2 separate regions of the Homo sapiens genome follow, and region 2 is linked to region 1. The links are chromatin contacts, found by Hi-C in ENCODE. All regions are on one chromosome and are shown on one strand. Each heading gives the region's core, a stretch centred on a gene start or an enhancer-like site at or near the end of the contact. The rest is flanking DNA. Distances are from core to core; before and after follow the strand shown. Region 1 has its middle 44 kb from the start of NAT8. Region 2 overlaps TET3 (tet methylcytosine dioxygenase 3).

What was found. Hi-C counts contacts between places; a loop is a spot of excess contacts on that map.
Region 2: a map with no recorded cell type shows a loop between it and region 1 (3-fold over the local background). The contact joins two enhancer-like sites. A Hi-C loop is called at or near these places in 2 of 37 single-sample maps with no recorded cell type.

What each region holds. Positions count from the first base shown.
Region 1 is chr2:73,684,463-73,687,803 of GRCh38, reverse strand. It overlaps the pseudogene ALMS1P1. Among named protein-coding and RNA genes, the nearest start is that of NAT8, 44 kb to the right of the region's middle. Within about 2 kb of position 1,874, at least 2 of the 41 ENCODE cell types and tissues checked have a DNase peak (open chromatin) inside an H3K27ac peak, as active enhancers do.
Region 2 is chr2:74,098,228-74,101,568 of GRCh38, reverse strand. It overlaps TET3 (tet methylcytosine dioxygenase 3), which reads right to left. Exons shown (of 12, transcript NM_001287491.2): 11 at 1,957-2,293; 12 at 1-1,176. Among named protein-coding and RNA genes, the nearest start is that of BOLA3, 48 kb to the left of the region's middle. RefSeq lists an enhancer at 1,620-2,119. Within about 2 kb of position 1,633, at least 4 of the 41 ENCODE cell types and tissues checked have a DNase peak (open chromatin) inside an H3K27ac peak, as active enhancers do.

The DNA.
Region 1 (3,341 bases), core at 625-3,124:
ACTAATAGAGTAACAACTCAGTCATGAGGAGGGCACCAAACCATTCGGGAGGGATCCACTTCTTATGACCTAAACACCTCCTACTAGGTCCAACCTCCAACACTGGGGGTCACATTTCAACATGAGATTTGAAGAAGACAAATATCCAGACTATATCCACCTTCTAGAGGGGACAGGGCTTCTGCTCCTGGAAATTCAGACCCAGGAATAGGACTTGGCATTCTTCTGCTCCATCTTATGCCCACTCCCCAGCCACACAGAGCTACTTCTACTTCTTCAATACCTGAAGCTCTCTTTCTGCTTGAGGCCTTTGGGCATGTTGTTCCTTTTGCCTGGAACATTCTTATCCCCACCCCATCCCCTTGTTAGTTCAGTGACTCCCTAGCTGCTGAGCCAGGAGGAAGCAGTTCATCCTGTTTTTTTTTCTCCCCCCCCGGCAGTTATTGCAATTTAGTCCTTTGCTACTCAAAGTGTGATCCCCAGACCAGTGCAGCAGCCTTGCCTAGAAGTGTGTTAAAAATAAGTGTGGGGTCTACGGCCATACCACCCTGAACACACCCAATCTTGTCTGATCTCGAAAGTTAAGTGTGGGTACGACGTTTATTATGCCCACAAGATTAACATTAGCAAAACAGTATGAATCTTGCACAGCTTCTTCCTAAATGCAACACAGTGGCCGCCCTCCCATGAGGCAGAGAAATTCAGGTGTGTCCTCTGCTGGTCGACGCTCCCATTGCCTGGGCATCGATGGGCAGTGCTGATTTGCTGAAGACCAGGGAGAGAGGAGGGGCCAGCTGCCCTGACTGGTGCTCATCTTCCTTGGACCAAGTCTACACTCACTGCTAAGGGAGTTACAAGCTCTTCTTTCCTGAAGGACTCAGATAGGAGGCCCAAAGCTGTAGGAGGGAATGCGTCTGTGTTTGTGAATTGGGGGAGGGTATTATTGGGGCAAGATAGTGGGCTCGAGGTAACAGGAAGTTAAACTGGAACTTCGCACTGAGGCACTGGATATAATAGGTAAGAAATTCTGCTGTGAGATCTGACACCAAAATGAAGAAATGCCAAAGGAGGCTGTCAAGAACGGTTTGGGGTTGCCAGGGTTTGAGGGGAAGGGGATGTGAGGAGTGACGGTTCCATGACGACAGGTTTCCTTCCTGGGTAATGAAAATGTTTTGGGGCTTGATATGGGTGTTGCTTGCAAAACACTGTGAATGTACCAAATGGCAGGGAACTGTACACTTGAAAATGGCTAACTGTAGGTTATGTAAATTTTGTCTCCAAGCATTGGGAAAAAAGAAGAGTTCATGTGGCTCTAAAACTCACAAGGAGTACAAGGGTCAGAGAACTAAGACACTGAGGGATTTTTTTTATGGGGAGAGTTGCTGCTGTGCTGAATCTGCCCTCATCTAGCCTCAGCCAAGGGGCCGATGGGCGGTGCCACTGTGACCTCCAGACAGCTTCTTGGCCAAGGTGACTCCAAGTCCTCCTCTGCCAGGGAGCAACAGGACTGATGTTGACACTTGCCAGAGGAATCTGAAAGTCAAAGTCCACACCTATTCAACCTGGAACTCTGGCAGAGGTAGAATGTTGCTGGCTGTGTGTGTGTGTGCGTGTGTGTGTGTGTGTGTGTGTGTGAGAGAGAGACAGAGAGAGAGACAAAGAGAGAGACAGAGAGAGAGACACAGAGAAACAGAGAGACAGAGACAGAGAGAGAAGGCGGGGGGAGACAGAGAGAGGAGATGGTGGGGAGAGAGAGATAGAGAGAGAGAGAGGAAACAGAGAGTGGGGAAGAGGAGGGTAGAAAGAGAGTGAAAGGAAAAGAAAGGAATGACAGAGAGGGAGAGGGAGTGATTGCTTTGCCTGGACTGGGGCCATGGGCAGTGGCAGTGGATGAGGCCAGGCCTTGGGAATGTAAGGGCTTCCAGGGAATGGCAAGTGCAGATTTGTGATTTGTATGGGAAACTCTTTGGGCAAGCATAGGGTAGGAGACTGATTGTTTTCCAGAAAGTAGGAAGGAGGGAGGGCATGATCTAAGATAATTTTAGAGGTCAGTGACTTGGACCAATCAGTGAGAAAATCTAGACTGTTAATTCCAAACTTCCTTTCACCTTTCTTCGGCTAATAAGTAATTTGTTCATTTTGAAGGATGGTATTTTATTCTGAACCTGGTAAAATTGTAATGACATTCAGATTTCCTTTTACATATTGCTTACTGGTTAAATTAGAATTTCTTTTTTTGCTTCATTTTTGTTTTACATGTGTGCACATGTGAAGATGTGCGTACATGCAGGGAAAGTCAGCCAGCCTGAGACAATCTCCCCTTCCTTTTTTTCCCCCTAGTTTTTATTATGGCAAAATACATAAAACATACAACTAACCATTTTAACGTGTACAGTTCAGTGGTACTAATTATGTTCACAATGGTGTGTAACTGTCACCACAATCTATTTCCAGAAGTTTTTCATCATTTCAAACAGAAACTCTGTACCCACTAGGCAAGAACTCCTTGTCTTCTCCTCCAGCCCCCGGAAAGCCCTGTTCTACATTCTGTCTCTACGAACTTGCCTATTCTGACAATTTCATATAAGTGAAACTATACAATATTTGTCCTACTGTGTCTGGTTTTCCTTTCCCAGAAAATCCCCCCACCCGACTCAAGGCACAGATTAGAAAACCTTCCCAGGCCTTGAGTCTCCCCCTGCAGGCGGTGTCCTTACATGGTCTGGGTGCTGCTTCCCGACGTCACCGGGATCCCTGGGTGTTTCTCTCCTTTCCCTGGAAGCCTTTCTTTCACCCACAAGGCACCGGGAAGCCTTTGTGCTACTGTTCCTCCTGCGTGTGTCCTTGATAAAGTACAGAATGGACCAATAAATTTAAACTTATCATAAACAGTGGGCAATTTTTAGCATGGGACAGAATCAAACATTAAAAATCATTTATCTGAAATTCAAATTTAATTGGGCATCCTGTATTTGTGTTTGCCTCATCTGGCAGCCCTACTATGGACACTTCTCTAAATTCCAGACTCAAGTCCAGTCCACAGGTTGTCCACCCTTCTCAGAAGTCCAGGGATAAGGGATATGGACCAATCTCTAAAGAAAAACCTCCATTTCAGGAGGAGTTATGCTACAGGTGCCTGTGACTCCAGGTCTAGATGCTGGCTTTCACCACTTGACAGGGATTCCCTGCAGTGGGAGAGGTTCAGTGGCCTGGGGCTGACTCACGTCTGACAAACCCAGAGTGTGGGTTTCAGGGCCTAGCTAGGCTGTGGCCATGAGGTGATCCTGCACTCTTAAGAGTTCACCCCAGCATAGGATGCATAAGTGTTTCCTGAGGACAAG
Region 2 (3,341 bases), core at 384-2,883, 410 kb before region 1:
CAAACAGCTTCTCGCTGGATCCCAGGGGCAGACCAAAGGACTGCCAGGCCCTGTCCAGCTGGCTGGCCCCTGCGGCTGGAATCCTGCCCTCCTCTCCTTTCATGGGGTTCCACAGCTTGTCTTGGAACCCAGGACTACCTTTCAGGGCCGAGTTGAAATCCCCTGCCCCCAGCGCCCACGGCTTCTCAGTCAGGCTGGGCCCAGCCAAGGCCGAGGTGCTGTTCCCAAACTTGCAGGGGCTCCACGGTTTGCCTCGCAGCCGTCCTCCAGAGTGGGAAGCTGCCTGCTGCCCCTCACCGGGGAACAGCCCCCACTGGCCATCTGTGAAGTGGGAAGGGGCCAGGCAGCTGGCCCCAAAGGAACTGAGCTTGTCAGGGACGATGGCAGGACTCTCCCCAGACGAGAACACACCCCAGCTGCCACCCACACCGTTAGTCCTCTTGGGGGACATGCTTGGGCCTCCTGAGTACTGTCCCCAAAGGTGACTGGGTCCTCCATTCTGAGACACCTCGGACAGAGGTGTCTTGCCCATCTTGCCAGCGTCTCTGGGCACAGGCTCAGCCTGGGTCAGCGGGTCTACTGGCTCTTGCTTGATGGATCTGTTGTAGCAGTTGGAGCTCTGGGCAAAGGGGGAGGGGTCCCTGGACACTGAGTGGAGTAGGGGGGCCTTGGGAAGCAGATACTCCTTGGGGCCTGGGTACGCAGGCTGCTGGTGGTGAGGAGTGGGGTGGTGGGCGTCTGTGGGAACAGCCTGGCTGGGCAGCTCGGCAAACTCAGCACCACCGTAGGCCGGGCTCAGGCTGTTGTGCAGAGCGTGGAGGTCTGGCTTCTTCTCAAAACTGCCACTGCTGCCACTGTGCCCCCAGGCACCAGGACCCAGGAACTGAGAGGGGAAGACGGGGTTGCTGGATGGAAAGCCATAGTAGCTAAAAGACGGGAGAGCGTACTTGGAGTGGAAGCCATTGACGGAGGTCAGGCTGGGCTGTGCATAGTAGGAGTGGTAGGAGTACACGCTGTTCATGCTGTAAGGGTCGGAGGGCCGGCAGTTGCCCAGCACCGAGTAGCTCTCCACCACCGCGTTGCCGCTGTACTTGAAGGAGCTGAAGTGGTTCTGCGGCTCCACCTTGAGGGAGGGCTTCAGGCCTTGCTGGGACAATCCACCCTTCAGAGACAGGCCTGGGGAAACAGAAGGCAAGATGGCAGAGGGGCAGACAACACCACAGCCTGGAGAGGCCCTGGGTCGGGGACTGGGGATGGACCCTCCCTCTTTCCCAGGGATGTTTCCTCTTTTGGGACAGGCAGGTGAGGTGCTGAGGCATGTCCAGCCCAGAACGGGTCGTACTCCCTGGGCCCTGCTCAGCACAGGCCCCAGCCCCAGCCCCACTGGGGGTGGGAGGAGGCGATCCCTGCTGAGAAGCACCTCATGCGGGGTCCACAGTACCCCCACCGACTCCTCTCTTCACCCTAGAGAACTCCAGAAGTTGTACTGAACCACCACCACCCACTCTGTGCCCAGCCCAGTCGGGATCACTGCAGGGACCAGGGCCAGGAGAATGAGAACTCAGATGCCTGCCAGCAACCGTCTCCGCCCATAAGCCCTGCTGCCCTGGCACACACCCACATGTCCTGAAGTGCTGCTACTCACCTCAGTATCTCAGAGGGGAGCAAACTAGAGCTCAGAGGGGAGCCTCTGATTCTCTGAGGGATGCAAACTAGAGGAGAAACCCAGTGCTTCCCCTCTACCAAGCTCACTTCCACGCAGATAACAAGTCCTGCTGTACTTGCATCCCCACGGCCTCCTATCAGGCTGGCTGTGGCTGCTGCAGATACCCTTCTGACTGACAATTAAGCAGAGGCCCCAGTTCCAGTGTGATGCAGGAGGGTGCGTGGAAGAGCAGGGGCCCCCATGAGGACAGTGCCATTGTGACTCCAAGCGGGCACCCTCCCCCCACACACCTGGGTCCGACGTAATGCCCGCCAGCTCCAGGGCCTCCTGCTTGATCTTCTCCGGAGTGCTCAGCTTCTCCTTCTGAATCTTCTTCTTCTCGGCTGCTGCCTTTCTGGCTTCCAGCTGCCGCTGGCGGCAGGACTTGGCAGGCTCGGGCAGGCGTCGGACCTCGCGGGGGAAGGCGGTGAGCACCTGGATGGCTCCGCTGCCCACCTTTGCATTCTGGTTCTCCTCGCTACCAAACTCATCCGTGTTGGCCATCTTGTACAGGGGGAGAACATGCAGCTGCTCATCCTCGGGAATCTTGCCCACGCAGCGATTGTCTTCCTTGGTCAGGGTGCAGACCTGCCCCAAGCAGTGGGGGAGAGAGGACATGGGGTTGGGGGACCGAGTGCTGGGAGAGAGGGGTCTGAGCACCCAAAACACATGACCTCATCTTTCCCCACACAATCCCAATACCAGCCACTACTACTTCCAAGAGTTTGTGGAAAGCACATTGATCTTGGTTCACGGGGCAACAGTATCACCAGCATTTACAGTCCACTCATCAACTTTCAAGGCACATTATCTCCTATGATCCTAAGAAGGCTGAGAGGAGATGAGATACCTGGCAAGGGGCCTGGCCAGGACCTGGAGGCTTGCTCTGCCCTCTGGCATAGCACTGACGCCACAGCACCACGTTGCCCAGTGAAGCTCAGACCGTCCACCATTATCTTCCTTGTTCTAAACACTCAGCCTCCTTTTGCTCTTAAAATACGTTTCCTTTTGGGAGGCCAAGGCGGGTGGATCACCTGAGGTCAGGAGGTCGAGACTAGCCTGATCAATATGATGAAACCCTGTCTCTACCAAAAATATAAAAATTAGCCTGGCGTGGTGGCATGCGCCTGTAATCCCAGCTACTTGGGAGGCTGAGACAGGAGAATTGCTTGAACCCAGAGATGGAGGTTGCAGTGAGCCAAGATCATGCCACTACACTCCAGCCTGGGCAACAAGAGTGAAACTCCGTCTCAAAAAAAAAAAAAAAGAGTTTCCTTTTTATTATAAACTCTATGTGCTGATTATAGAAAATTTAGGCAAGCAAAAAGGAAACAAAATCTCCCATCCCACCACCCAGAAGTAATCACTTTAAATATCACGGTCACCTAATTGTGTACATACACAAGTACACAATTACTTTTTGCTAATTAAAGGGGGTATTATGCATATGGTCACATAATAGCTTCATTTTTTTCTTAACATAGTATAAATATTTTCCTGTGCATTAAATATTCTCCCCCAATATGATTAGAGCTGTGTAATATTATTCTACTGTATCAATGTGTTAATCTCATTATCAAATATTTCAACTTGTTTCCAATTTTTTTATACCATAAACAATACTTTTTGAAATACC